2 separate regions of the Homo sapiens genome follow, and region 1 is linked to region 2. The links are chromatin loops, found by intact Hi-C in ENCODE. Cell type or tissue: thyroid gland. All regions are shown on one strand. Links, peaks and the distances in the headings refer to the core of each region. The heading gives the core; the rest is flanking DNA.

Region 1 (15,469 bases), core at 4,907-7,406, 320 kb after region 2:
CTTCCCTGTTTCGTGAGTACTGGGTTACACCCAACTCAGATGGGGAGAAAATGATAAATTATTTGAGAAAACAACTTTGCTAGCTAAGTTTCTTAATCAAAAAGGAAGGGGTAAATAGAAGAGAGAAGGAAGAGGAAGAGGGAAGCAGATGGAACAAGTCCTCCTGCCCTACAGTTGAGGAGAACAGCAGGGACCAGAGGGCCATTAGGGTTAGCTAGTGTCTGTTCCACTTCTCAGGAAGGACAAGGGGCCTGCTTGTGAGGAAGCCCCGCTGCCCAAGATGGCATTTCCCCCACTTTGGGAAAATCATGTTCTCTTCTCATGTGCCTGATAGGTTGCTGTTACAGGCTGTGTGCTGGTCTCGATAGCACTAAATATATCCTGGTAGATTTGGCCTTTGTGGTCTAAAGCTAAATTGCTAAGGGAGCTTAAGTTTGTCCCCACTCTGTGGTGACCTGGAACAAGTTGTTACTTGGTTCACCAGTCACTACTTGAGCTCTGCAGAGCTGCAGAGCGTGCCTTAGTCCCGGAAGATGAAGAGGATGGGCCAGGGGTGATCCATGGTAAAATGTTGGCATTTGCAGAATCTTGGATAGAGTATACCCGGTTTGGACTTGGTTTCTGTAGTCACTTTCCCTTTCTCTTCTCCTTTTGAACTGCAGACTCTGGCCTGGTTGTCCCAAGTATTTCCTATGAGCTGCATAAAAAGCTGTTGTCCGTGGCTGAGAAGCATGGGCTGACCCTTGAGCGGAGACTGGAGATGACAGGTGTGTGTGCCAGTCAGATGGCACTGACCCTCCTCGGAGGACCTAACAGGTAAATGTCTATAAACTGGCAGGGACTCAATGTGGAGTAAGGATGCTCTGCCTGGCCACCACCACAGTGCCTCCCATACACACATACGAGTTCATTAGGCAGTTTCTGCTCATCTGATGGGAGTGTCTCTCTGAAGTCACTTTCCTGGATGCTGTGAGGTTTCTTTGCCCCTCCTCAGACCCATCTCCTAGATGTCCTCATTATTCTTCTGGCAAGCTGCCTTTTGACTCTCTCCTGATAGCAGCCATCGGGCCTGAGACTCCTGCTAACTATCAGAAGCCTTCCTTCTAGGAACCTTCGGAGACCTGGCCTTTGGCACTCATCATTTACTTTACGTGGCTGGGATGCAAATCAGTCTCCATACCTGAGAGCTTCCAGAACCACACTGACAACTGAGTAGGGGAGCTGGAGTTTGGCACCTTCCCACCTGCCCCTTATGCTCATATATCAAGGGCAGTGCCTTATTTTATTTGTAGACAGACTGATACCAGGTGCCAGACCTTCTGCTAGACACCGGGGACACGAAGAATAAAATACTGTGCCTTTCCTCTAGTAGCCCAATGAGGTCTCTAGAAAGTATAGTGCTGTAGTAGAGGAAACAAAATTCTCCAGTAAGCCATATTATTGCCCCAGGCTGGAGAAACCAGTCACCCTTCTGGAGCAGTGGCATCCAAGCTGAGCCCTGACGAACAAGTGGTGATTAACAGGGGCAAGCAAGAAAGAAGAAGGCATTCTTTTTTTTTTTTTTTTTGAGACAGGTTCTCACTCTGTCACCCAGGCTGGAGCACAGTGGCACAATCTCAGCTCACTGCAACTTCCACCTCCTGAGCTTGAGCAATTCTCCCACCTCAGCCTCATGAAGTAGCTGAGACTGCAGGCATGTGCCACCATGCACAGCTAATTTTTTGTGTTTCTGGTAGAGACAGGGTTTCGCCATGTTGTCCAGGCTGGTCCCAAACTCTTGGCCTCAGGTAATCTGCGTGCCTCTGCCTCCCAAAGTGCTGGGATTACAGGTGTGAGCCATTGCACCTGGCCAAGAAGAAGGTATTCTAAGTACAGGGAGTAGCATGTGCCAAGGGCAGAGAGAATCGAGAGACCATGGCACATGGTTGTTGGCAATCCGTAAGTCACTATGTGGCTGGAAAGTAGGGCCTCAGTACAGCTGAGTGGTAGGGAGCTGCTGAAGACATTTCAGTAGAGCTATGACATAGTTAGTCTTGTGTTTTAAAAAGATGATTTTTAGCTACAATGAGGACAGTCAATTCAATGGAGGCAAGACTGAAGGCAGTGAGATCAGGTAGAAAACTGCAAAACTTAGAAAACTGAGCCAGGGCCCAAGTGATGGTGGCCCAACTAGGGAAGCAGGGATCAGAAAAGTGGACAAACCAGGTTTGGTGAGGCATGCCTATAATCCCAGTTACTCCAGAGGCTGCAGTGGGAGGACTGCTTGAGCCCAGGAGTTCGAGGCCAGCCTGGGCAACGTAGTGAGACTTTGTCTGTCTCTTTTTTTTTTTTTTGTCTCTTAGAAAGAGAAGTGGACAGATGGGTGTTGTTGTTGTTGTTGTTGTTGTTGTTGTTTTTAAGGTAAATTCAGCAGGGCAAGGTAATTGAATGGATTTTAGAGGTAATGGAAAGTATAATGTCAGAAATCAGTGAACTTCAAGTTTTCTAGCCTGGACATCTGATTGGATGGTGGTTACATTCACTGTGATAGGAAACATGGGAAGAAGAGCAGGTTTGGGAGAGATGGTGGGTTTTGTTTTGGATGTGTTGAGTTTGGAATACCTGTGAGATATCCAAATAGTCTCTTAGCTATAAGGATCTGAAACTTAGGCCAGGCGCAGTGACTCACACCTGTAATCCCTATACTTCGGGAGGCCAAGGCGGGCAGATCACTTGAGGTCAGGAGGTCAAAACCAGCCTGGCCAACATGGCGAAACCCTGTCTCTACTAAAAATATAAAAATTAGCCAGGCATGGTGGCAGGTGCCTGTAGTCCCAGCTACTCAGGAGGCTGAGGCAAGAGAAATGCTTGAATCTGGGAGGAGGAGGTTGCAGTGAGCTGAGATCACACCACTGCACTCCAGCCTGGGCAACAAGAGCAAGACTCCATCTCAAAAAAAAAAAAAAAAAAAAAAAAGATCTGAAGTTCAGAAAAGGGTCTTAGCTGATGCTAGAGATTTAGGAGTTGTCAGCTTGTAGATGGTGTAAGAGTAGATGAGATCATATAAGGAGAAGGTGTGAACAGAAAGGGCCTAGGGTGGGATTCTGGGGAACGTCGGCATGTAAGGCACAGTTAGAAGGATGAAGAAGAAGGCAGGAGAGGTAAGAAACCAAGAGGGTAGCGTGTAAGAACCAAGGAAATAGTCTTTGAAGAAAAAAGGAACGGCCGGCAATGGTAGTGCTGAGAGATCAATCAAAATTAGAGTTGACAAGTGCCTGTTGGATTTTTCGGTAAAGAGGAGGATGTAGGCAACCTTGTGGGAGAGTGGTGTCTGGAGTGGGGAGGCCACTTCCAAAGAGCAGGGCAGATCTGGGTTCACTGGGGCAAGGAAAGCCTCCTTTCCCTGAGCAGCACTCACAGATCCAAAGCCTCACATGATAGGATGTTGCTTCCCACAGGGCCCCTTCCCTATTTGCAAAATGGAACCTGGTCCTTGGCTTGTGCTTCCAGCCATGGTGTTTGGGAGTGCTTGCCAGAAAACTGATATTGCAGATAAATCCTGTAGCTCCTCACTCCAGCCTATTTTCATTCTCTGGGCCTGATAATGTGTTTGGATGGAAGGCATCTCCTGATTCTGAAGTGATCTTAATTCAAGCAGGCTTACTCCAAGCCAGATGTAAGATTTCCACCTCCCTCATCCTATTTGAGTTGGGGGTTGGAGTGTTAGTTTTTCCTTTTTCTTTGATTTAGGCCTGCTTCCTAGCTGTTAGATCCTTGGGCTCTCCTGTGCCAGGGAAGAGCCAGGGAAATGCCTACAGGAGGGGGTAGTGTGAGGTGCCCTCTGAAAGAGCATCAGGCCCGTGTGTCTGGTGTCTCCTGCACCTCCTCCCAGAGCCACTGTTGGGGGCACTTTGAGACCATTAAGTGGCTTCCCAGAAACATTAGTTTTGGAGCAGGAGCTGAATGTCCTTACCAAATCACACTCCTCTCTAGCCAGCTTCTTGGGGCTGGCTGTCCTTGTGCCAGTCTTTTCTCTTAGTGTCTGAACTATCCAAAGGTCCATCTCCTGTCCTTTGTAGCAGTTGCTGATGTTGAGAAATCAGACCCGTGGTTAGTAATCTTGAAGTTTAATGTATGTCAGGTGCCATGCAGTGTTCCACAGTGCTTTCACAACATAATTTAATGTGGTCCTCATAACTTCACCTCAAAGCTAAATAATAGCCCTGTGTTTTTGGATAAGCACACTGTGGCTCAGAGAGCTGAGGGACTTGCCCACATGATACTGCTGGTACACAGTCCAGCCAGGCCTCTAATCCACATAGGTCCATTTCCAGTGCCCATATACTCTACACCTTGCCGCTGGGTGTGTGAATGCCATGCTCTGCTTCTTTTGATTGGGGGTGGGAGAGGTTCTCCCTGAGAGGAAGAACCCTTTTAGAGAACAAAGTGAGTCAGATTCCACAACTCTGCAGCATCCTCTGAAGGGAGCAATTCTCATCATATTTCCTCTAAATGCAGAAATGGGAAGGCGAATGGTTTGGTGTCTGGAATATAGAGTAGATTGTTAAATTCTCCAAAATGTGTTTGGGAATGGGGGCAGTTATGAAGCTCCTCTTAGCTTGACAACATCTTGTCATCTTCCTCCCTTTGGGAAACCGGTAAGTGACTATCATTGCTCTGCCACTAGGCAGGGACCTATGGCCTTGCCGTCCATCTCCTCCCTACATTGCTGCCCCGTGAGCCAACTGTGCTGCCTATGAGTTGGGCACAGCTCTGGGGCTAATCCTCTTTATCTCCTTATTTGTGGCTTCTCTGAGTCTAGAGGAGTCTCAGCTTTGAATAGCAGAAAACTGGAAGTGACAACTTCATCCAAGGCAGCTGCTAGCCTAGGAGGCCAGGTAACCCTTGGCCTGCTGCCTCCGCCATGGTCAGCACTGACTGAGTACCTTACCTTCTTTGTGTTAGGCACTGCTAAGTGCTGGGCATCCGATAATCTGCACAGCATCCTATGAAATAGATACTGTTAATGCCTGCAGCATTGCTTTCATTAACTTCAGTAAGCTACTAAGCTCAGTAAAGAGAACCATTGGCAACTGACTGAGGAGAATGGAGAGCTATGGTACTTGCTGTGAGCTTATTAGGAGTTGAGGAGAGGTAAAGGCATGAGCCAGAGTAATCCCAGCAGAGGTAAGTCTTGAACTGGATCTCCAAGAAAAGGCGGTTCAGAGTTTGGAAAGTGAAAGGCTTTCTGGGCAGGGGATGTAGTTTGAGCATAAGCAGGAAAGAGCCTTACAAGTGCAGGAGAGGATGAGACCAGCCCTGCTGGAGTGAAGCAGACACGTTGGGGAAGAAGAGCAGACAAGGCTGCAGAGGAACTATTAAGTGTTCATGGGTCAGCAAAGCGGTGTTGTGGCAACAGTGTTGTGTGGAGCAAGATCTGGGTGAACCACTTAGTGGGAGGACCCAGCAATGATGTGAGGTTGGGGTTTGGGACAACAGGAGTGCCACCCTATAGACCTGGCCTGCAGTGGATTTTGTCCCCCTCTGGAGCCTGGGACTTGGTGAGCAGTGGGTAAGAGATCTGAGACCAATAGGTGCTACAGGCAATTGTCTGGTATAGGGTGCAAGGGATTGGCAAGTATGTAGCTGATACTGCTTCTTCACCTTCTTTTCCAGGTTGAATCCCAAAAATGTTCACCAGAGGCCTACAGTGGCTCTACTGTGTGGACCTCATGTGAAGGGGGCTCAGGGTATCAGCTGTGGAAGGCACCTAGCCAACCATGATGTCCAGGTCATCCTTTTCCTGCCCAATTTTGTCAAGATGTTGGAATCTATCACCAATGAGCTGTCGCTCTTCAGCAAGACCCAAGGCCAACAAGTGTCTAGCCTCAAAGGTGAGCACTTAGGCAGGGCTGGGCTGAAGGCCTCCTCCCTCCTTAGCAGTTTGATGGTCTCGTCATGCCACCCAGTGGCGACAGGTGGAAAGGCACTACGTGTGTAAGGATGGTGCTTCGCCTCTAAGGAGTCTTAGAACAGTAATATACTACTTCCCATCCCCTTATGCTTCTCCCTCTCCAACTACTCACATGAAGAGCTGGGGACCCATTGGTCCATTCCACAAATATTCGTTGAACAGGCACTCTTCCTGATGCTAGGGATATGGCAACAGATTTTTTTAAATCCATTCTTCTGTGGAGCTTATATTCTGGTTAGGAGGAACAAAAAGACATGTAACATACTTGTGTAGTTGTAGTAAGTGATGTGGATAAAAACAAAGCAGGGAAAGGAGGCATGTTGGAGGACTGGGTGGAGAGTAGGAGACTTGGACATTTCAGGGTCAGGTCATGATGGGCCTTGGGGATGACCACAAGGATTTGGGCTTTTACTCTGGTGAGATGGGCAGTCATTGAAGGAATAAGTAGAGAAATGATATAATCAAATTTAGGTTCCAGATGATCATTCTGGGTGCTGTTTGAGAGTAGACTACACAGAGGAGTACAGAGAAGTGTCAAGATGCTGTTGTGATCATGGGAGAGAGAGATTATGGTGGCTAAGACAAGAGTGGTAGTGCCAGAGGTGGTGAAGGTAGTTAGTTTCTAAATCAGTTTTGGAGATAGAATCCACAGACTGGATGTATGGGGGGTGGGAGAAAGAGAAGAGTTGGCAATGGCTCCAAAGTTTTTGGCCTCAGTAACTGAGGTGCGATCACTGAGATGGGAAAACTTGATAGAGAAGGTTTGGGGAGGAACAGCAGAAGCTCAGCTTGAGACACCTATTGGATATGCAGGTGGAAATGTTGATAGGGAACGAGTTATATGAATCTGAAGTGAAAGGATTCAGCCTAGAGTTACAAGCCATAGGGAATATTTAAGCCATGAGGAGCCTGGATATGCTGTCACATAGGAAGAGAGTAGATACAGAAGTTGGAAAACTGAGCTCTTTATTTAGAAGTCAGGGAGTAAAGAGCCTAACCAAGGAGATGGGACAGGAATGGTCAGTGAGGGAGGAAGAAAACCAGGAGAGTATGGTAGCTGAAAGCCAAGTGAAGAAAGGAGCATGTGGTCAGTGTGTCAGCAAGCCCCGTTCTAGGTTAAGGTCAAAGGAAGACAGAATCGACCACTGGATTTAGCATCTCTGTGGAGGCTCCTGGTGAGCTTGATGAGTGGTCTTAAGTGGAGTGGTAGGGACAGAGTCTGACTGGAATGGGTTTAAATGAGAACAGCAGGGAGAAGAATTGGAGAGAGCAAATATGGCCCAGAGAAGGGACTCCACCAGAGGTCACATAGTGAGTCAAGGGCAAAGCCTGGACCAGAAACTTCACCTGCTAAGTCTCGGGCCAGGCTCCTGTGGGCACACAGAAGATAGGATGCCACTCTCACTCTTGAGAGCCTCATCACCCACAGGGACTCCCCCCGGTGGCACATTCTAAGCAAGGAAGTTGTGAGTCTCTAGCTGAGAAATGCTAATACTCTAGGCTGAGAGCTGGGAAGGGGGCCTGGTGTGGGTTCCCCTTGTAATTTTTAACATGATGCCCCCTTCCAGGCAGTTCTTCCTCTTGCTGCCCAAAAGTTTTCCTATCCCAGCTGCTCCAGGACACAAGTCTCAACGACCATTAAGTTTGGTCTGATTTATGCTATTCTCAGTTTAACTTCTTAGGCCAGTACAGGATCTACATACTTGTTGAGACATCCTTTTCTAATACTGTCCCAGAAGCCTGGTTAGAGCAGAGGAGCCTGGGAGAATAGTAATAGGTTCCCTCTTAATTCTTAATTAAGGTTGGGCTGAGTGGAGGACCCATTCCTGTGAGATAATGAGTACGAGAGGGGACAGGCTTGCTAGAGTAGAATGAGTAGGCCAGCTGGAATAGAATAAGCATGCTCTCACCTGCTCACCCTTCTTGGGTCAGCAGATAGCAGTCAGCTCCTGTTTTTGCTGGACCTGAGTGGGGTTTCCCTGTGATGGCCACCTTGACAGTGGACTCTGCCTTCCCAGAGGTCATAAGGTGCCCAGGGCATTAGTTGGATATACAGAGGCATGCCTGAGAAGGCAGAGGAGGTGAGGGCTTTGTGCCCTGAGAAGCTCTGCACACTCAGGACGACAATGGTTCATCCTGAGAACTCCAGGAGGGCAGTGGTCTGCTGGGCTGACATGCACTTGGTCTCTAGCACTCAGCCCAGCCAGCTTGCAACTCCTAGGGCCTGTGCCCTGGCCCAGCTTTAAGAAGGCCAGCCTTTGGAGAGGCATTCGAGTGGTGTCTGGAAAACAAAGACACCCTTGGGGTGACCTGGGCCCTAGTCCCAGCCTGGGCTGCTCTCTGCTCATAGGGACTTTCAGATGGCACTCTTTCCACCTGCAGATCTGCCCACTAGCCCTGTGGACCTGGTCATCAACTGCCTGGATTGCCCTGAGAACGTCTTCCTGCGCGATCAACCCTGGTACAAGGCAGCTGTGGCCTGGGCCAACCAGAACCGGGCACCAGTACTCAGCATAGACCCTCCTGTGCATGAAGTCGAACAGGGCATTGATGCCAAATGGTCACTGGCACTGGGCCTGCCTCTGCCACTGGGGGAGCACGCAGGCCGTATCTATTTGTGCGACATTGGCATTCCCCAGCAGGTCTTCCAGGAGGTGGGCATCAACTACCACTCGCCCTTTGGCTGCAAGTTTGTTATCCCACTGCACTCTGCTTAGAGGGTTCCTGCGCAGGCAGGACTCTGCTGTCCCCTGCTGCTCCTGATAACAAACGCCTTAAGGATATGAAGCTTCATGGACCTTGTTAAAGTTTTTTCTCTTTTGGGTTTGTTTCTTCTGTGAGAGAACAGAACTTACTTAAAACTGACCTGTCACTTGCTCTTAGCCAGGGAAGTCTTTCCCACTGGGTTCCGGGCTGGGTGGCAGGCTGAGCGTGCAGCAACTCCAGGCATCTCTACCCTCAGCCCCCTGCACGGCCAGGTGGGCCTTTGTTTACAGCCGTAGGCAGCTCTCAAGACTGTGTTTCAGGTTTACAGCCACTGGGCCTGGGCACACACATTGAAGAGTGGGCCAGGTCCTGTCTGGGGGCCTGTACCTGCTCTATTTCAGAGCTTGTGGCTTTGTGTCTCCCCTGCTTTCCCCACGCAGACAGCCCTTCCTCTGTAGAACCAGCTGCACGGCAGCTGTCCACCAGAGGGCAGACCTGCACTCTCCATTCATGTCCAGGGCTGTGACAGACCAGGCCTTCCCCTAGCCCCACAAGTTGATTTGGGGGGTTTTGACCCTTACTCCTGAGCTGATCCAAGTTTTATGCTGATTTTTCCAAGGATCTCTCCCTCCTTTTCCCTCCATCACTCAGAGGTAGGGAAGGGGGCGGCATTAGGATGGTGTTACTGTATTGGGATTTTATGTTGTTCTGTCGTCTTCAGCACAGGTAGTATAAGGTTATATTACTGTAGAACCACAGTGCCCATCTTGCCAGCAGTGCCCGCCCCCACCCTCAAAGCTGAGCAGGTTGAGCCTTTGCCTAGTCTGGGGCCAGACCCCTCAGATGGGGATATCCCTGGGGGAGCCTGGTGCTGAACCAGAAGAGGCTTCCTGGTGCTTCTGTCCTAGGCCACCACTCCTCCAGCCCTTTGCCCGCACATACATGCCCCACCTACTCTTTCATCCCCTCTGCCCTTCCCCTGAAACGGTCCTTTGCAGCTGTCATCCCAGAGCAGGCAGATGGGCTCCCGTGCTTGAGCTCCACCCCAGCTCTTACATCATCTGGGCTTTGAACCTTTTACATTTGTCCAGTCTAGATGAGTAGGCTTGGGGCCAGCACCCTGTCTCAAAGATGGCAAAATGAGGCTAGTTCTGGATGAGCTAGCTGGTGTGGGTTCCAACCATAGGAACACACTGATGCTCAAATCCTAAGGTGCCAAGCTCTAGGCCCTGGAGGCTGGTAGAACAGGATCTATGCCTGGAATCCTGGCAGGGATTCCTGTCAAGGACTTGTGTTTAAGCCTGCTTCAGGGCTTCAGGCTGCTTCTGCTCTGTGTCTGCCCAGGCTGGCTGAGCGGGTGGATGGGTGGACAGAAGGGCTCACCAAGGATTGTGGACATAGGGTAGGCCCTGGTACCACGGGTTTCAGGCTGTTATCACTTCCCTTGTAGGAACATAGCCAGAAGCAGATGAGCCAGGGTAGAGGGCTGGCCCCTCCTCTCATCTTCCCTTCAGTCTTAAATTGTCTCCAGCGATGGGAAGAGGCCAGGGACTGTAACCCTTGTGCTGTGTATTCTCTGAGCCTCTGCTCACTCTCAGGGCCAAGCAGCTCCCAAGCCGGGGCCCTCTCTTGGCCAAAATCTGAGGAGCAGTCTAGGTTACAGGCTTTTTGGTAGGTAGGTTCTGGCTGCCTGTTAATGCAGTTAGGCCCCCTGATTAGGTACAGTGAGAAACAAGCTAGAACAACCCTGGCCCAGAAGACTGTCCACTCCAGCAAGATCCAGGGATGATAGCCTTGCAGGGCCACTGGGAGTTTGTGCCCAAGCTTCTCCCTCTTCTCTCCCCAGGGGGCACTGGGACTGGTCCCTGCCCTCATCCTTAGCCTGGGCCTTCCCCAGAGGTATTAAAGAGAAGTATGATTCCTCTGTCTTCAGTTCTTTTCAGGGGCATCCTGCCCATAGTACCCAGTTCCCAAGGGGCCCCCAGTCACGTGGTGAAGCCTAGCACTCATGCAGCTCTTAGGGAACCAAAAACCAGCACTGAAATAAAGCTGAATGACTGACTGAGTCCTGTGCCGTGTGACTTGCTCTGTAGGCTGTCATGAGGTGCTGTCTGTCCCAGCCTAGGAACCCGCCCCACTCGTCTCCTGCCCTCAGCAGGCCATAGTTGTTGGGCACATACAGCCTAAAGTCCTGGCCAGTAATGGGACTGGCAGGCTGTGGAAAACCAGACCCCACCTGGCTAGCCACGGTGGGCTGATTCCCTTAGGTTCTCTGGGGCTGAGAGGTACAGAAGCCAGCAGGGCAGAGGTGCCATCTAGGACTGCTCAGCAGCCTGGGCCCAGAGGATGTCCCCAATTCTGGTCTTACCCCTGCCTAGCTCTTCTGTGCCTGGCCCAGTTCACACTTAGCTCTCCACAAGCTGAACTGCTAAGAAAGACTTTATTAATAAGGTCAGGTAAGGGGAAGGCAAGGAGCCTGGAGATGGACACACTGGTACCAGGGGTTACAAACAGTAAGAAACACTTTATTATAACTTTATAACATATAAATAGCTTGGGTCAAATCTGTGCTTTCTGGCAGCTGGGCACCAAGTCTGCTCCCCTGCAGGCTCCTGCCTTCCTTCACATTGCACTGTTCATTGGGTGGCTCTGGCCTGGGGCCTGGCGGTCGAGGCTGGAGTCAAGGGGCTGGGCGGCCCAGTCCCGCCCTCCATCTCCTCATGCGGTGGCCTGTGCCTGTCATCTGCTTGGGTTGCGGCTGGTGTGGAAGGACCGCTCCTCAGGGGTCAGGCCAGCAAAGAAGGGGTGCAGCAGGGCCTCGGCCAGTGTGATGCGCTGGGCAGGGTCAAATTCTAACATCCTCCTCATCAGGTCAAACAGCTGCACGTGCTCCAGGGAGTCTTGGAGCATGTAACTCTGCTCAGGGACACAAGGTGCCTCAGTGTGACGGCAGGGTCGTGGGAAGCCACAGCAGGTCCCCTTGCCTCTGGGACGCCTTGCTGGACTGGATCGAGGAGGCAGTGATGCCTCCTTGGAGGACTCTACTTCCGCCCTCCTGGACAATGAGCAGCTCCTTTCCTTTCATGCCTGTTTAACGTTTTGCTCGGAACTTGCCAGGCTACTAGGTGTCTTGCTGGGTTGATGCCTCTGCCCCCACATGCAAAGTCCTGACAGGTGGGTAGAGATCACCTCTGCGAAATTCACTTGTCCGAGCACCAAATGCAGTTGACAGAGGCTTCCTGGCCATGTCTAGGTCTTCCCTCCCCCTCACCTCAGTCCTGCCTAGTTCTTCCCAAAATTTCGAGGAGAGAGAGGGACAGGAAGCAGCAGGGCTTCTGACATCTGGCTCTTCTGGTGTTCCCCAATTACATTCATAGCCACCCTATGGGGAAGGGGTAGGGCTAAGGGCCCCTCTGGGGCAGTTTGCAAGAAGCCCCATTGCCAGCACCCAGCAGTCTTGGGTGCCGCCTCCCATAGAGCTGGATCAAGGAGGCAGCCTTTAGCGGCCTGGCCTGTCTCTGCTGTATGTCTGCCCAGTGCCTGGGGTCTCTCCTTGGCATGAGTTCAGCTGGGGGTAGCCAGAAACTGACCTTCAGAGGTTTGCAGTTCTCCTTCACATACCGGCCGTCAGAGCTGTTCTCATCCCAAACTAGGCCCCCTTTGTAGAAATATTTCTGCTTCCTGAAAATTAAGGGGGTGGAGTCAAGTGTGGGAGTAGTAAGGGGACAAGCCTCTGGTGGGAGGTGGGGAAGAGCAGCTCCCAAGACAGCAGCAGAACCAGGGCAACAGGTCTGCAGGGGCACACAGGGAAGGCTTTTAGGAGCCTGCGGAACCATGGACTGTCCAGCAAAGACTCACCACATCCAGTACCCTGCTGACCCACAGCCAAGAAGAGAAAGGCCTCTATACCAACCCTGAGGGGGCTACTGGGGTCCTTACCTGGTACGGTGGATCATGTGTGATGGGATGGGCCCTAGGATCTTCTCCATCATCACCAGGTGCTCTCGGTTTTCGTGGGTCTGTGGAAGATTAGGGACAGTGCAAGGGGGTCAGTACTAGCTCTGGCCCCTTCAAGGAGAAAAAGGAACAAGAAAGATGGGCAAGTGCCCTCACTGCCCCAGGACATGCAAACCTACCAATGAAGCGGCAGCCCCAGCTTCTCCTGCCAGCCTGTGCCTAGGCTCCTCAGCCCTTGTGGGTGGAGGTGGACTGGGCTGTGACTACATTTCTCTCTGGTTAGCTCTTCACTCCCTGCCCAGAACATGCCCTGTCCCAGCCCATCCCGATGCCTTTAGTCATCTGTGCCCCTTATCTAGAAGGTCAGGTCACCTCCTACCCCATCCTCCATCCTCGATGGCCTAGCATAAGACTCCTCTGAGTGTTCCAGCTACCCTGACCTCTGCCTTCCCTTTAGCATCTACATCCTTAAAGGGTCTGAATCTCACATGATGATTAGTGGGAGGAGGAAGACACCTGTCTTCTCATCCATGTGGGGCTTCCCACCCCAGTGGCCTGCAGCCTATCACAGTAGCAGTACTCAGGGTAGGGGACCAATGCAGGGTGGCTGTACCTGGAAGAGTGTGAAGCCCCGGTAGTACTCAAAGAGAATGCAGCCAATGCTCCAGACGTCACAGGGCTGTGCCCAGCCCAGCTCTGCAAGCCAAGATGGGGAGAGGCTGTGAGATCCGGCCTTATGCTTCCAGCCTGGAAGTCACAAGGCAGCCACCACACCGGCTGGCAGGACTCTTGCCCAAATCCCAGTACGAGGCCCTCTCTCAGTAAGGCTGACAGATAAAGCCAGGTCAGTCACCTGTGTCTCATGACACTGGCCCCTTGGTCTGAGAAACTCTGCCTGCCCTGGGTGGCAGAGAATGACAGGCATGCCACTGCCTCTGCTCATACCCTCCCAACAACAGTCCAGTATGACAAGGTCACAGGCCATACAGTCACTCACCAAGGATCACCTCAGGCGGGCGATAGTGACGGGTGGCCACAATGGTGGTGTGGTGCTCATGGTCAAATGTGGCACTGCCAAAGTCAGCCACTCGGATGCTGGTGTTCTTCACTGACTTCTCCTCACAGCTCTGAAAGGCAAGGCAGGCCTGCCAGGTCAGGAGTCTGCACCAGCGGGTAACCCACCCCTGAAACAGGGCCTCACCCTTACCCCCACCAATACCTTGTGCTCATTGTAGAGGGTTTCAAACTCAGAATTCACAAACAGGATGTTCTCTGGTTTCAAGTCTGTATGGGTCAGCTGATTCTCATGCAGAACTAAGGTAGCAGGGAAAGAAGGGGAAGTAGGCACTGAGAAGCTGGCTCTCCTGCCAGCTCTAGGCCAGACCCCTCTTCCAATGCCAGCAACTGCCAGAGGTCCTCACACCCCCACCTCAGCAGGGAGCTGGACTACAGCCTGCCTCTGTGCTGGCCTCCCTCTCAAGGGTTCTCTGTACTTGAGGCCTTGGAGGGTTCTGATACTTTAGCAGGGGGGTAGGAAAGAAATTTGCCATTCGAAAAACCTCCCTCCACCTCTCCTCTGCAGAGACCAGGCCTCCTCACCTGTCTCTCAGCAGAGCTACAGCAACAGCCTCGAGGTGGTTCCCTCTTCCCTGCACCAGCTACATAATTTGCAGGGCCCTTTGCAAAATGAAAATGCAGGTCCCCTGTTCAAGTTACTAAGAATATTAAGGTGGTGGCAAAAGGACATTAAATCAAGCACAGGGTCCTGTGCGACTGAGTGCACAGGTCGCATACCCAGGAAGACAGCCCCGCCTCTCATTGCTAGTCATAAGCAGGCAAGCCTTTCCCCTCCAGCCCCTTCTGACAGTGGCTTCTTGCTAGTAGTCACTTTTCAGCTCAAGGATCCCATCTGGCACTCAAGACCCTCACAACTATGTGGCCCACCACTCCCCAGTGGCAGTCTACTCCACTGGAGCCAATTCTCAGCCCGTTAACAGGCTCCAGGCCTCACCAAGCTGTTCCCCTTGCTTGGAATCCTTGTCCCTGTCCCATCTTGCAGATCCTGTGGGAGGAGGAAGACACCTGTCTTCTCATCCATGTGGGGCTTCCCACCCCAGTGGCCTGCAGCCTATCACAGTAGCAGTGCTCAGGGTAGGGGAGCGATGCGGGGTGACCTTGAGCGATTCTAGCTCAACGCCTACCAACTTCACCAAGGAGCCTTTCTGTACTGCTGCAACCATTGCAAATCCTACTGCGCTGAGCCCTGGCACTGCCAAATAATGCTTTTCCAGGCTGGCAGGGAGATGACAAGTCAGGGTTAGACCGAGGGTCTCCATGTGGGCAGGACCTGTGGTGCTATCTGTCAGGTCAGGCTTCTACCTTTTTATCCCATGCATGAAGCAGGGAGGCAGGGTTGGTGGTTAGGCCAATTCCAGAGCAGTTCGTTTCTGTTTTCTTCCTGAGTGCCTGGGGGTAGAGAGGCTGGTCCAGGAGGTCCCTGGAGGGAGCCCTAGCCTTTCCATCCTCACACTGAGATTCCCACCCAAAGACAGGCCTTTCCGCCAAAGGGGATCTGGTGTCCCTCAGGCCCAGGAGAATGGTTAGTAACGTGCTGGAATGAATGGGGACAACAAGTAACCAGATGACTTGGCTGCAGGCATGTGGCTGCCCATGCTTCTTTTGAGGGTGGACACTTACATCTAAGGGCGTGGCAGAGCTGGTAGGCCATGTGCCGGACATGTGGTAGGGGGTAAGGCTGGAAGTTATTCTCCTTCAGGAACTCAAAGGTGTTCTTGCCCAGGAGCTCAAAGGCGATGCACATGTGACCGTGGAAGTTGAACCAGTCAGACATCA
Region 2 (15,469 bases), core at 12,242-14,741:
CCAGGTGTGGTGGCTCACACCTGTAATCCCAGCACTTGGGAGGCCGAGGTGGGTGGATCACCTGAGGTCAGGAGCTTGAGACCAGCCTGGCCAACATAGTGAAACCCCATTTCTACCAAAAATACAAAAAAATTAACCAGGCGTTCTGGCACAGACCTGTAATCCCAGCTACATGGGAAGCCGAGGCAGGAGAATTGCTTGAACCCGGGAGGTGGAGGTTGCAGTGAGCCGAGATCGTGTCATTGCACTCCAGCCTGCGCAACAAGAGTGAACCTCTGTCTCAATAAATAAATAAATAAATAAATAAATAAATAAATGTTTTACACAACTAGATTTCTGATAATTTGTTACGCAGCGGTTGCTAACTGGAACAAAGGCCTCTTAGCATCCTATGTGAACATTCTAAAGTACTAATCTAATCAAGATAGGCCTGATTAAAATCCTGCAATGACTCCTCAGGCTAAAGTCAAAGCTGGTGAGCACTACAGGATATTAAAAGAGATCTTAGGGGCCGGGCGCTGTGGCTCACACCTGTAATCCTAGAACTTTGGGAGGCCGAGGCAGGCGGATCACAAGGTCAGGAGATCGAGACCATCCTGGCTAACACGGTGAAACCGTCTCTACTAAGAAAATACAAAAAAATTTAGCTGGGTGTGGTGGCGGGTGCCTGTAGTCCCAGCTACTAGGGAGGCTGAGGCAGGAGAATGGCGTGAACCCGGGAGGTTGAGCTTGCAGTGAGCCGAGATGGTGCCACTGCACTTCAGCCTGGGCAACAGAGCGAGACTCCGTCTCAAAAAAAAAAAAAAAAAAAGAGATCTCAGGGCCAGGTGTGGTGGGTCACGCCAGTAATCCCATCACTTTGGGAGGCCAAGGTGGGCAGATCACCTGAGGTCAGGAGTTCGAGACTAGCCTGGCCAACATGGTGAAACCCCGTCTCTACCAAAAATACAAAAATAAGCCAGCTGGACGTGGTGGCACACGCCTGTAATCCCAGCTACTCAGGGGGCTGAGGCAGCAGAATCACTTGAACCCAGGAAGCGGAGGTTGCGGTGAGCTGAGATTGTACCACTGCACTCCAGCCTGGGCAACAGAGCAAGACTCTGTCTCAAAAAAATAATAAATAAATAAATAAATAAAAGAGATTTCAGACCAAGCACAGTGCCTCACAGCTATAATTCCAGAGCTTTAGGAGGCCAAGGTGGGAGAATCACTTGAGGCCAAAAGTTCGATACCAGCCTGGGCAACATAGCAAGCCCCTGTCTCTACAAAAAAATTCAAAAATTAGCCAGCATGGTGGCTCATATTTGTAGTCCCAGTTACTCAGGAGGCTGAGTCAGGAGGATCCCTTGAGCCCAGGCAATCAAGGCTGCAGTGAGCTATGATTGTGCCACTGCACATCAGCGTGGGCAACAGAGTGAGACTCTGTCTCCAAAAAATAAAATGGGCGGGGCGTAGTGGGTCACGCCTGTAATCCCAGCACTTTGGGAGGCAGAGGAGGGCAGATCACTTGAGGTCAGGAGTTCAAGACCAGTCTGGCCAACATGGTGAAACCCTGTCTCTACTAAAAATACAAAAAAGGTAGCCACGCGTGGCGGCATGTGCCCGTAATCCCAGCTACTTGGGAAGCTGAGGCAGGGGAATTGCTTGAACCAGGGAGGTTGCAGTGAGCTGAGATCATGCCACTGTACTCCAGCCTGGGCAACTGAGCAAGACTCTGTCTCAAAAAAATAAAATAAAATAAAATAGGCCAGGCGCGGTGCTCACGCCTGTATTCCCAGCACTTTGGGAGGCCGAGGAGGGCAGATCACTTGAGGTCAGAAGTTTGAGACCAGCCTGGCCAACATGGGGAAACCCTGTCTCTACTAAAAGGCTGTGGTGGCATGTGCCTGTAATCCCAGCTACTAGGGAGGCTGTGGCAGAAGAATCAGTTGAACCCAGGAGGCAGAGGTTGCAGTGAGCCGAGATTGCACCACTGCACTCCAGCCTGGGTGACAAAGTGAGACTCCCTCTAAAAATAAAATAAAGAGATCTCATTAATCACCTGGTCTTCTTTTCTGGCTAATTTTTTTTATTATTATTAGTAGAGATGGGGGGTTTCGCCATGTTGGCCAGGCTGGTCTCGAACTCCTGACCTCAGGTGATCCGCCTGCCTTGGCCTCCCAAAGTGCTGGGATTACAAGTGTGAGTCACTGCACCCAGCCAATCACCTGGCCTTCTTCCCTTCAGGTTAGGAACTAGGCAGCTTTGGGATTCAGGCTGATGGGTGGAAACAATCCCAAAGTAGGATCACCTGAGGTCAAGAGGTCGAGACCAGCCTGGCCAACATGGTGAAACCTCGTCTCTACTAAAAATACAAAATTAGCCAGGCATGGTGGTGCACACCTATAGTCCCAGCTACTTGGGAGGCTGAGGCAGGAGAATCGCTTGAACCTGGGAGGCAGAGGTTTCAGTGAGCCAAGATCGCACCACCGCACTCCAGCCTGGGCAGCAAAGTGAGACTCTGTCTCAAAAAAAAAAAAAAAAAAAAAAAAAAAAAAAAAGCCCCTGCATTTCCAGGTGAATTCCCTGAAAGTTTCAAGTAGAAGTTGCAACCTTGGCCCAGAGCAGTGGCTCACGCCTGTAATCCCAACACTTTAAGAGACCGAGGCAGGAGTATTGCTTGAGCCCAGGAGTTCCAGACCAGCCTGGGCAACATAGTAAGACCCCATCCCTACAAAAAAAAAAAAAAAAAATCTAAAAATGAGGTGGGAGGATCACCTGAGCCTGAGAGGTTGAGTCTGCAATGAGCTGTGATAGTGCCACTGCACACCTGCCTGGGTGACAGCAGTGAGACCTTGTCTTAAAAAAAAAAAAAAAAAGTTGTGCTGGGCATGGTTACTCATGCCTGTAATCCCAACACTTTGGGAGGCTGAGGCGGGTGGATCACTTGAGGCCAGGAGTTTGTGACCAGACTGGTCAACATGGCAAAACCCCGTCTCTACAAACAAAACACAAAAATTAGTTGGGCATGGCCGGGCACGGTGGCTCACACCTGTAATCCCAGCACTTTGGGAGGCCGAGGCGGGCAAATCTCCTGAGGTCAGGAGTTCGAGACCAGCCTGGCCAACATGGTAAAACCCCTACTCTACTAAAAAAAAAAAAAATACAAAAAATACAAAAAATTAGCTGGTGTGGTGGTGGGCACTTGCAATCCCAGTTACTCGGGAGGCTGAGACAGGAGAATTGCTTGAACTCAGGAGGCAGAGTTTGCAGTGAGCCCTGATTGCTCCACTACACTCCAGCCTGGGCGTCACAGCAAGATTCTGTCTCAAAAAAATAAAATTTAAATTAAAAAAATAAAAGGAGGCTGGGTGTGGTGGCTCACGCCTGTAATCCCAGCACTTTGGGAGGCTGAGGCAGGTGGATCACAAGGTCAGGAGTTCAAGACTAGCCTGGCCAAGATGGTGAAACCCCGTCTCTACTAAAAAATATATATATACAAAAATTAGCCAGGCATGGTGGTGGGCGCCTGTAATCCTAGCTACTTGGGAGGCTGAGGCAGGGAATTGCTTGAACCCAGGAGATGGAAGTTGCAGTGAGCTGAGATCAGGTCACTGCACTCCAGGCTGGCGACAGAGAGATACTCTGTCTCAAAAAAAAAAAAAAAGGAAGTTGCAACCTTGGGCTAAACTGAGCTACAGATACGTTATTTAAAAGCATGAGCTAGGCCAGGCGCAGTGTCTCACGCCTGTAATCCCAGCACTTTGGGAGGCTGAGGCCAGCAGATCACAAGGTCAGGCGTTTGAGACCAGCCTGGCCAACATGATGAAACCCCATCTCTACTAAAAATACAAAAAAAAATTAGCCAGGCGTGGTGGCAGGCACCTGTAGTTCCAGCTACTCTGGAGGCTGAGGCAGGAGAATGGCGTGAACCCAGGAGGCGGAGCTTGCAGTGAGCCAAGACTCCACCACTGCACTCCAGCCTGGGCGACAGAGCGAGACTCCGTCTCAAAAAAAAAAAAAAAAAAAAAAAAAAAAAAAATTAGCCAGGCGTGGTGGCGGGCACCTGCAATCTCAGCTCCTTGGGAGGCTGAGGAAGAAGAATCGCTTGAACCTGGGAGGCGGAGGTTGCAGTGAGCCGAGATCGTGCCATTGCACTCCAACCTAGGCGACAGGGCGAGACTCCATCTCAAAAACAAAAAACAAAAACACATGAGTTAGTTCATGTGGTAGATTGTCTGCAGAGATGGCTGTCAACAGTTCCTCCCATTCCTGTATATACATGTCAGGCCTTTCACCAAGAGGTACAGTTTATTTCCTTATCCCTTGAATCTGGTCTAGACATGTATCTTGGTTTGACCAATGGAATGTAGAGGACATGATAATGTGTGACATCTAGGTCTAGGCCTTACAAAGCCTGACAGCTCCCATTTTCACTGTTTTGGGATCAAGCCACTCAAGAAAGAAGCTTAGGCTAGAGTCCATGAAAAGAGAGGCCCAGCCAACACCCCCAGCCTTCCAGCCACCCCAGCAGAGGCACTAGACTTATGAATGAAGCCATCTTGAGTGTTCTGACCTCTGTCAAGCTCCCAGCTGAATGAAGCCATGTGAGTGACCACAGCCAGTATTAAGTGGAGCAGAAGAACTAACTGCCCAGCTGAACCCAGCCAAAACGAAGTCATTAGAAATAATACATCATTGGCTGGACATGGTGCGTCATGCCTATAATCTCAGCCCTTTGGGAGGCATAGGTGAGCAGATCACTTGAGCCCAGGAGTTCAAGACCAGCCTGGGCAACATAGTGAGACCCCATCTCTTTTTTTTGTGTGAGATGGAGTCTTGCTCTGCTGCCCAGGCTACACTGATCTCAGCTCACTGGAACTTCCGCCTCCTGGGTTCAAGCAATTCTCCTGCCTCAGCCTCCCGAGTAGCTGGGATTACAGGTGCCCACCACCATGCCTGGCTAATTTTGTGTTTTTAGTAGAGACAGGGTCCACTATGTTGACCAGGCTGGTCTAGAACTCCTGACCTTAGGAGATCTACCCTCCTCGGCCTCCCAAAGTGCTGGGATTATAGGCGTGAGCCACTGCACCCAGCCCATCTCTATTTTTAAAAAATATATAATAGTAAAAAAACATAAATAATACATCATTGCTATTTTAGCCACTAATTAAGGGGATGTGTGATTTTTGTGTGTGTGTGTGTGTGATGGGAGTCTCGCTGTGTTGCCCAGGCTGGAGGGCAATGGCGCAATCTCCACTCACTGCAAGCTCCGCCTCCTGGGTTCACACCATTCTCCTGCCTCAGCCTCCTGAGTAGCTGGGACTACAGGCACCGGCCACCACCACGCCCGGCTAATTTTTTGTATTTTTAGTAGAGACGGGGTTTCACCGTGTTAGCCAGGATGGTCTCAATCTCCTGACCTCGTGATCCGCCCGCCTCAGCCTCCCAAAGTGCTGGGATTGCAGGCGTGAGCCACCGCGCCTGGCCTGGTGATTTGTGATTTTAAGGTGATTTGTTACTCAGCAATAGATAACTGAAACAGTCGACAACATTTAAAAACCTGAAACTGGCCCACATGGCATGTGCCTGCGAATCCCTTGAGCCCAGGGGTTCAGGTCTGCAGTGAGCTATGACTGCACCAGTGCACTCCAGCTCTGGTCAACAAAATGAGACCTTGTCTCTAAAAGAAATTTAAAAATAAAAAATAGGCTGGGCGCAGTGGCTCACTCCTGTAATCCCAGCACTTTGGGAGGCCGAGGTGGGCGGATCACAAGGTCAAGAGATGGAGACCATCCTGGTGAAACCGCATCTTTACTAAAAACACAAAAATCAGCAGGGCGTGGTGGCATAAGCCTGTAGTCCCAGCTACTCGGGAGGCTGAGGCAGGAGAATCGCCTGAACCCAGGAGGCGGAGAGGTTGCAGTGAGCCAAGGTCGTGCCACTGCCCTCCAGCCTGGGCAACAGAGTGAGACTCTGTCTAAAAACAATTAAACATAAAAAAATAAAAAATAAAAACCTGAAACTGTCACATAAAAACATGAGTTTGGGGACTTCTTTTTTGAAAACACTGGACCTGTGTAGCTCACTTGGACTTCAGGGCAGAATCTTTTTCTTTTCTTTTTTTTTTTTTTTTGAGACGGAATCTGGCTCTGTCGCCCAGGCTGGAGTACAGTGGCGTGATCTCGGCTCACTGCAAGCTCCGCCTCCCGGGTTCACGCCATTCTTCTGCCTCAGCCTCCTGAGCAACTGGGACTACAGGCGCCCGCCACCAGGCCCGGCTAATTTTTTGTGCTTTTAGTAGAGACGGGGTTTCACCATGTTAGCCAGGATGGTCTTGATCTCCTGACCTCGTGATCCACCCGCCTCGGCCTCCCAAAGTGCTGGGATTACAGGCGTGAGCCACCGCGCCCGGCGCAGGGCAGAATCTTAAAGGTGTGCCCACAACCCCAGTGAACGAAGAAGATCTGTGGTTACAAGAAGACAACTGCTTCATCAGAGGGAAGAGTTCTGCCTGCTCCTGTGACTTCTCCCACAGCAGAAATGATGAGAGCTGGTGACATCCAATCATAACTCTATTATCTTTCCCAAGGCAGGTTCATCAGGCAGGTCATTCATCAGCAGGTACACATAATTTCTGGGCAGAGAGAGATAGAGAGTTCTCCCAGGAATTTTGCAAACAAAATATGTTCTCTTTCCTTGTTGAAATGTATAAAATTTATCTTCTGGGAGAATACATACAGGGTGCTTTGTGATTTACTTCAGAGTAGAAGGCAGGCACACTTGATTTACTTCATCGTTCGTTCAAGAGAAGGAAGACAATTATCTGGTTGTAATTATCCTCGTGGCCATAAAGGGAATTTGACTAAGTGTCTCCTGGAATTGAGAGGAACCCCAATTCATCCAGCTTGATTTGGGGGCTCTGTTCCAGGCTGGCAGGCTGGGGGATGGAGGTATCAAGGGTAGCATGTGAAAAATGCTGTTTCCACTCTCACCACCATGGGAAGGTGGGAAAGGAACAACTGTCAGGAAGAGAGGCGACCCAGGAAAAAGGGAACAATTTCCTGGCTTCTTCCCAGTACTCCAGACCCTAGGGGACTCTACAGCAAGGAAATTACATTGTTTGTCATGAGCCTGACTCAACCGGATGTGAAGGAAGAAGGGTTCTATCTATGTAACATTCAGAAAAGCTGACACAGACAACTCTCATTGAAATGAAGCAGAAAATGTTCAATCACACACAATCAAAATAAAACCACTGGGCCTGCAGTCCTGCCTGTCAATGAACAGCTGAGGCCCAGCAGTGCTGGCTGCCACATGGAAGTCAACATCCCCCTTCTGCCTCCCTGTGTTTTTTTACCCCATCCCCCCACCACCACGGGTTTCCCTACAAGCTTTAATGCTCAGTAGCTGAATCTATAGACAAGGGATTTAGCCTATCTCTGAAATCTGGGGTGACAACTCCATGGAAGTACTGGGGTATAACCTAAGACAATCATTTTTTTGTTTTTTGTTTTTCGGTTTTTTGTTTTGTTTTGTTTGTGCTCTGTCTCGCTCTGTCACCCAGGTGACACTACACTCGCTCTGGAGTGTAGTGGCCCAATCTCGGCTCACTGCAAACTCTGCCTCCCAGGTTTAAGCGATTCTGCTGCCTCAGCCTCCGGAGTAGCTGGGATTACAGGTGTGCGCCATCATGCCCAGCTAATTTTTATATTTTTAGTAGAGATGGGGTTTCACCATGTTGGCCAGACCCGTCTCAAACTTCTGACCTCAAGTGATCTGTCCGCCTCGGCCTCCCGAATTGCTGGGATTACAGGCATAAACCACCACGCCCGGCCTAACCTGAGCCAATTCTAAGAGATAAGTACTATTGTCATTGTTTCTATTTCACAGGGAAAGAAATCGAGGCACAGAGACGTTCCATAGCTTGACCAAGGGCACAGCTGGTAAGTGGCAGACCTGGGATTCCAACACAGGCAGTGGAGCTCTAGAGTCCAAACTCGTAACCACCCCATTAGCTGCTTCTGGGTGTCAGATGGGCAAGCATTTTCTGAGTTGTAAACAAAAACCTCGGTCGGGCGAAGTGGCTCACACCTGTAATCCCAGCACTTTGGGAGGCCGAGGCAGGTGGATCACGAGATCAAGAGATGGAGACCATCCTGGCCAACATGGTGAAACCCCATCTCTACTGAAAATACAAAAATTAGCTGGGCGTGGTGGCATGCGCCTGTTGTCCCAGCTACTGAGGAGGCTGAGGCAGAAGAATCACTTGAACCCAGGAGGTGGAGGTTGCAGTGAGCAGAGATCACACCACTGCACTCCAGCCTGGTGACAGAGCGAAACTCCGTCTCAAAAACAGACAAACTTCAGTGCACCCTGAAGGGCATATGATATATTTCTAGGGAAGCAGACCCAACCAAGCTCCCTATCTCTGCCCCAGGTCAGTGCTGGAGAAGGACCAGCCCTGATGCCTTCCACACCAGGCAAATGCAAAGCAGAACACGCCCTGGAGTGCTGTGCCCTTCATTATGGATAGCCAGGGAGGTCTTGATAGCTGGTGGCTTTCTGCCCTGCCTTCCCTTCCTCCTGCAATGGTCTAGTGCCATGGTTAAGAGCAGACACTGGAGCCAGACCATCTGTCTCTGGATCTGGCTCTAATTTACGTATGAAGTGGGTAGCAGCTACCTCATAGTGCTTGTTGTATGTGATGAGTTTGTACATGTAAAGTGCTTAGGATAGTGTCTGGCACATAGTACGTGCTAACTAAATGTCAGCTGTAATTGATAATGATTCCTCACTTTATCAGCTCTATATCTTCCTCCCATCCCAACGTTCTCAAGCATCCGGATTATTTTGTTTTGACCAATTCCCATTTTGGAGGGACCTTATCTTCAGAGGACAAAACTGATCCTAAGGGGGGAAGCAATAATGGAGGATTCTGGGCATCACAGCAGGCTCTTGGGAAGTCTTTCAGGAATAGGAGCTCTCCTGGGAACACTAATGTTGCCCAGGTGAGTGGCTTTTCGCTGCACTTGCCTCTAGAGTCTGGAAGGAAGATAGGGGAACTACTGGCAGCATCCCGTCTTAAGGAGAACGAGAAGGAGGTCCCATGGATGCTTTTGCCTCTCCTCTCCTTTCCCCTTCCACAGACACCACTCCTCATTCATTCTAGGCCCCACACACCCCTCTTCCTCTCAGGACTCCGGTGACTTGGCCTATCTGCTAGGAGAGCAATTGAATTTCATGCAAGATTAATGGTTCTTGTCCTCAAATGGCATCACTCACTGGGTCTGCAATGCAAACCCCCATTCCCCATCTGTGGGGCCAGAGCCAGCACAAGAGGTAGAGTGGCCTGCAGGCAAGAGGCTTGGCCAATGGTAAGTCTCCTGGGTCCTGTCCTGACTGGCTGAAGGAGAAAAGCAATACCTAGAGCTGAGCCATGGTGAGGAGGTTGGACCGAGGGTGAGATAGAGAGCTGAGAAGGAGAGCTGGAATCAGAGCACTACCCCAGGGCCTGGGACTCAGTCTGACAGAAGAGATGCCTGGCCTGGGCAGAGGCTCTTGTATGGCAGAGCCCTCTCCCTGTCTCCCAGACCACATTCACTTCCAGGCATCATCAACCAGCACTATTACATTTACAGAGAGCTCTGATACCCATAATCCCACTCAATCCTCAGGAGAGCATGTGGGGTGGTAACTGCTGTTACGTCTGTGAAAACAATCTCAGAAAAATTGTCAATCATGCATTCACTTAAACATCTATTAAGTGCTTGCTGTATGCCGGGAAATAAACCTAGCTCTCCTGATTCAAGGTCAGTGTTCTTTCCACGTGTTTGCTTCAATATGTTGATTCCTTCTTCCGTCTCCTCCTAAATTTGCCTCCCAAACACTCGCCTTCTGTTGCGATTTTTTTTTTTTGAGACGGAGTCTCATTCTGTCACCCAGGCTAAAGTGCAGTGGCGCAATCTCGGCTCACTGCAACCTCTGCCTTCCGGGTTCCTGCGATTCTCCTGCCTCAGCCTCCCAAATAGCTGGGACTACAGGCACTCACCACCATGCCCGGCTAATTTTTTATATTTTTAGTACAGACCGGGTTTCACTGTGTTAGCCAGGATGGTCTCGATCTCCTGACCTTGTGATCCACCCGCCTTAGCCTCCCAAAGTTCTGGGATTACAGGCGTGAGCCACCGCGCCCGGCTCTGTTGTGATTTTTGAAATGCCTACAGTTCTTTGATACCCTTCCCTTCAGGAAATGAAGTCTGAAACCCCTCCTTTTGAATGTAGGCTGGGCTACCTTCCAACTAATATAATAAACTGGAAATGATGGCGTGCAACTTCAGAGGAGGCTGGCCCATAACAGGCACTGCAGCTTCCTGCTTATTTTCTCTGTCCCTCTCTTTCTTTGTCTCTTTCTGATCACTTGCTCTAGGGGAAGCCAGCTGCCAGGTCATGATCAGACCAGTGGAGAAACAGAGGCCTCTGACCAACAGATATGTGAAGTAAGTTTGGGAGTAGATCCTCCATGCCCAGCTGACATCTTGACTGCAGCCTCATGACAGACCCTGAGCTAGATGAGACCTCTTCAAGCTGTTCTTGGATTTCTGACCCTCAGAAATTGTGTGATCTCACAATAATAAATGATTGTTGTTGGGTTTTTTTTTGTTTGTTTGTTTTGAGACAGTGTCTCGCTCTGTTGCCCAGGCTGGAATGCAGTGGTACAATCACAGCTTACTGCAGTCTAAACTTCCTGGAGCCACTGCACCTGGCCAAATGTTTGCTGTTTTAAGCTGCTGAGCTGTGGGGTAATTTTTATGCAGCAACAGATCACCAACACATCTTTTCCACTATGGAACACCCTCATCTCCCAAAGCTAACCCCTTTGGGCAGTTTGAGTCACTTAAAAGTTTATTTTTCTCATACATTCGGCTGAGATAGTAAAGGGAGTCAGAACTCTGAGTTCAAACATCTGTGGTTGCTTCTTTCTAGCTGTGGTACATAAGGCAAGTTATTTAACCTCTCTGGGTCTCAGTTTCACATCTGTCAAACAATGATGATACCTTCCTGGAAAGAAGAGTGTGGAGATTAAACACATCTGACCCAATGCTGGGCACTCGGTGGGTGCCTGCTAAATCTGAGTTCCCTCTGGCCCTGCTAATTTTCTTTTTTGTTGTTGTTGTTTTTGTTTTGTTTTGTTTTTGAGACGGAGTCTCGCTCTGTCGCCCAGGCTGGGGTGCAGTGGCACAATCTCGGCTCACTGTAAGCTCCGCCTCCCGGGTTCAGGCCATTCTCCTGCCTCAGCCTCCCGAGTAGCAGGGACTACAGGCGCCCACCACCACGCCCAGCTAATTTTTTGTATTTTTAGTAGAGACAGGGTTTCACTGTGTTAGCCAGGATGGTCTCGATCTCCTGACCTCGTGATCCGCCCGCCTCTGCCTCCCAAAGTGCTGGGATTACAGGAGTGAGCGACTGCGCCCGGCCTGGCCCTGCTAACTTTCTAATTCCTGACTCTACTTGCATGCTCCCAAGACCCTGCCCAAAGAGGCTGGGACTAGGATCAGGGGTTTTAAGAGCTCCTCATCCTCCTCCTGCAACAAGAGACAGAGGAGAGGGGCTGTACCAGCGATCCCCCTCCAGTGTGAACATGAGAGATTTGTCCACAGGAAGTAGGGTGTGCTGCTGGAAAGGTCCCAGGGAACCTTAACAGATATGTATTGGCTAGGCTTGGCCTCTAGCCCAGCTACCCCAACACCTCCTCCCAGGGTGAAAGGAGTCTAGCTTGCCACTCACCAGTTCACTGTGAGTGAAAACTGCTATTATTTCTGAGTCTTTCCCAATTTCTTTTCCTTTTCACCAGTTTTCTTTCCCCCAATCCCTTTACAATTTTTTTAAATTCACAAATAATATATGAAAAATAATAACAGCCAACATTTCCTGAGAACTTAGCAGCCAAGGTTCCAAGACGGCTGTGTCTCATAATCACTCTGTGAGGTAGATTACTATAATTAGCCCCATTTTACAGATGACAAAGCCAAAGCAAATGGGTTAAGTAAATTGTCCAAGGTCACACAGAGGCAGAAAGAAGCTAATAGAAGCTGAAGCTTCAGGGTCAGTAGCTCATTTATGCAAGCTGCTCCAAGACTCTGTATTCATATTTAATTGTCCTTTTCTTAAAGAAGGTAATGAAAACTTCATGCGGTAACAAGAGGTCAGTGTGCTGTTTTCTTGCAGATATTTTAAAAATACATTTACATCTATAAACACACACGGAAATAAATGCCCCCCTACTCTGTGTATGGCTGGCACCCAGCTCCTTTAACACAACGTCTTCACTGACTCCACTTTTCTAACCATTGTGTGGTGTGCACCACTGATGCTCTACTTTAAAATTTACCAGCCTTTCTGAAGTTGAGCCCTGTGCTCCCCTCCTCTGACTCTGGCCCCACCCTGGGGTTCCCACCCTCTTCTCAGCTTTTTCTCCCTTCGCCCTGTCCCCTACGCTGTTTCCCCCCTCATACAGCCCCTTTCCCTGTGTCCTCACTACTTCATGCCCCAATTCCTTCCTGCCTCTCGCGTTTCTCCTCTCTCCTCGCCACCCCGCCCCGTCCTTCACCGCCCACCCTGTTTTCCCCGCTCGCTGCCCGCTCTCTCCCACTCCAGCTTCCTCCAGGCCTGCCACATTACCCTAATTCACAGCACCCCATCCTTCCTCCCTCACTCCCCGCATCTCCCGCCCCCACCCCCTACACCCCTTCACGGCTAGGAGGGAGCGCACAGCCGGCGGGCTGCGACGCGCGCTGACAGTGTAATGAATGGCTTCAGCTGTAATTAGCGACCCCGCGGCTAATCACGATGTACATTTACATTTTAAGTGCTGCAGAGGGAGCGCGGGAAGGGGAGGGGACCGGCAGGAGGGAATGCGGCCCTTTTCGGCGTTCTCCCTTCACCGACTGTGGAGAGCAGTGAATGCGAGTCTTCTACATCCGACAGCAGTTTAGGAGGTTGGGGACGGCTGGGTCCTCGAGGGCCAACCTGGCCGGACGCAGAACCGCCCCGTCCTCGCCCTACACAAACCTGAAGCTCCCAGGACCCTTTCTCCAAATGACAGAACTCCGCCCAATCCCTTCCAAGTGATCGTGCAGCCCAAACTTGCATACTCCCGGGGACGGAGAGCTCGCTCCTTCCACAACCAGCCCGTTCCAACGTAACTTCCAGCCTTTCGGGGGCTTTTTCTCAGGGCCTGACCTTACACAGCCCTCGGTTCTCCACGCCCCGCTACGCGCTGCGGACAGTCTTTGTTTCTTCCCAAGGCTGCTGTGCCTCCAGCCCCCACCGCTGTGTGGGGCCCATGGAGACTGGACCGAGACCGAAGTCCCGGTTCGGAGCATACCCCGAGGGTTCCTGATCCCACCAGGAGACGGGGAGGGGGTCAGCCATTCACACATTGCGGTGCCAAGGTCCAGTCGCCGCAGCCACTCCCAGGAAGTGGTAAGAGGGTAAATCCCGGTTCTGAACAGCAGGGACCGAGGGCCGCTCCCAAGAAGTGACAAGGAAGTAAACCCTGGTTTTGAACAGCAGGGACTGAGAGCTGCTGCAGATGCCCAGAGGGCGAGAACAGCGGGAGGAGGGAGAACAGCATCTGGCAGCCCCATCTCCAACTGAGGCCCAGCAATCCAAGGCACTGTCATGCCCCCAGCACTTTCCCGGTGGCCCGCCCGCCCCAGCTCTCTGTGTCCCTCCCCGCCACGCCCCGTCACAGTCCCCTGGCTAGGACCAGATCTGCCGCCCTCTCTCAGTCCTGACTGCGTAGGGCGGGTGGAAGGAGGACGGGGGAATCCCGAGAGCAGTTTTAGGGAGGGTCGGGCCCCTTCTCAGACCCCCTCCCTTCCATCAGTAGTCCTGACAGCCCCCAATCTCATCTTTCTCTAATGCTTCTCTCACCCGGCAGGAGACCCCGGGCCTCTCTTTCGGTCCCGTGGAGTTTCCGCCGGAGAGGCATCCAGTAGTTCCATAATGCCCCCAGGGCTTCAACTCCCCATCTTCCTCCCTTCTTTCTCTCTTTTATTTTTTTTTAAGTCTTTTTAATTTTTGTGGGTATACAATAGGTGTCTATATTTAGAGGGTACATGAGACGTTTTGATACAGGCATGCAATGCATAATAATCACATCCTGGAGAATGGGGTATCCCTCCCTTCTCTTTTGTATTTTATTTAATTAATTAATTTATTCATTTTTCGAGACAGAGCTTTGCTCTGTCGCCCCGGCTGGAGTGCAGTGGCATGATCTCGGCTCACTGCAGCCTTCAGCTCCCGGGTTCAAGCGCTTGTCCTGCCTCAGCCTCCCGAGCAGCTAGGATTACAGGAGCGTGCCACAACGCCGAGCTGATTTTTGTACGTTTAATGGAGACGGGGTTTCACCATGTTGACCAGGCTGGTCTCGAACTCCTGACGTCAAGTAATCCGCCCACCTCTGCCTCCCAAAGTGCTGGGATTAAAAGCGTGAGACACCGCGCCCGGCCCCTCCCTTCTCTTTTTTAAAACCTGCGTTCACCTAGCCTCCTTTCGAAAAGGACCCCACTGGATCTCAAGGGGCCAATGTTGCCTGAGCGAATTCCGCCTGGGAGGAAGGGGGCGGCCACGTTGGCAAGGCATCGTGCCTGGCTCACCCTAAAGCGCGCAGCTCTAAGGGTGGGCTCTAGGGCCTGGGTGGAGCGAGCCTACCGCCTTTTCAGAAGAGGTCACGCCCGCTTCCCCACGCGCCTCGGGGAACAGCCTGGCCCAAAGCCTCACTCCTCACGTCCCAGGGGTGGACGGGGGTCCGGGAGCCTCGAGCTCCGGGCAGGCGTGGCGAGGCTGAAGTCTGGGTCTTCCGCGCCCCGCGAGGACCACGCCGCGACGTAATCGCCCGCGGGGAGGCGCGGAGTGGAGCCGCAGCCAGCTCCTCCCGCACTCTGCTGACCGCGCACTAGCTGTCCTTGAGGCAAGAATACTTGGGAGCGGAAAAAAGGTGGGGGTGTTCCCCGGGGCGGGGGAGGAGGGGCAAGGCCCCAGCAAGCCTCTTGGAAATCTCTCCCTGGGAGGGGACGAGGGGCGGCCTTCAGTTGCAAATGGGAAGGGCTCGGATACCGGATTTGAAGCAGTGTTTGCACGGCAAGCGCAGCTTTTATTTAGACTGCCGGTTTGTGAGGGTTGGCTCTCAGAGCGCTGATGGCGATTATAGTGGAACTTCACCTTCACCTGCTCATGCGCCCCGCAGCGCGCCCGCTCCCACGCCCGCGTAGCTGAGGACCCAGACTCGCCAGGAAAGGCTAGTGAGGCTGGGGCCCGGGCGGGCCCGGCCGGGCCGGGTCAGGGGAGGGGCCTGGCGGCAGGGGCGGGGCCTCAGCTAAAGGCGCGGAGCACCCGGCGCCGAGAGCGCTGAGTAGAGCGGCGCCCGCTCGAGAGAAGTGGGGCCGAGATCGCGCCGTCCCAGCCCGCCCGCCGGCGTCTGCGC

The links. A loop is a pair of places that touch in the nucleus more often than their neighbours do. Peaks named below come from ENCODE experiments on the same cell type or tissue, not always from the same donor. Only the 100,000 strongest peaks of a DNase experiment are listed, where the experiment ranks them.
Region 1: a loop joins it to region 2, with 4 times the contacts of the local background. A loop is called at or near these places in 72 of 110 quality-filtered maps.

The regions. Positions count from the first base shown.
Region 1 is chr15:74,625,813-74,641,281 of GRCh38, reverse strand. It overlaps EDC3 (enhancer of mRNA decapping 3), which reads left to right. Exons shown (of 7, transcript NM_025083.5): 5 at 663-816; 6 at 5,656-5,873; 7 at 8,336-10,724. The coding sequence ends at 8,670. CLK3 (CDC like kinase 3) reads right to left here. Exons shown (of 13, transcript NM_001130028.2): 7 at 15,314-15,469; 8 at 13,836-13,930; 9 at 13,614-13,743; 10 at 13,230-13,312; 11 at 12,599-12,678; 12 at 12,250-12,340; 13 at 11,081-11,575. The coding sequence ends at 11,399. Among named protein-coding and RNA genes, the nearest start is that of CLK3, 18 kb to the right of the region's middle. RefSeq lists enhancers at 8,982-9,131, 9,192-9,251, 11,457-11,957. In thyroid gland, for the core only: a CTCF peak has its summit at 5,954 (motif pointing left); a DNase peak (open chromatin) is centred at 5,912.
Region 2 is chr15:74,956,696-74,972,164 of GRCh38, reverse strand. It overlaps RPP25 (ribonuclease P/MRP subunit p25), which reads left to right and starts at 15,393. Exons shown (of 1, transcript NM_017793.3): 1 at 15,393-15,469. RefSeq lists enhancers at 13,225-13,781, 14,776-15,469 and a silencer at 15,101-15,469. In thyroid gland, for the core only: a CTCF peak has its summit at 13,506; DNase peaks (open chromatin) are centred at 13,474, 13,724 and 14,654; H3K4me3 peaks cover 2,267 bases; H3K27ac peaks cover 2,256 bases.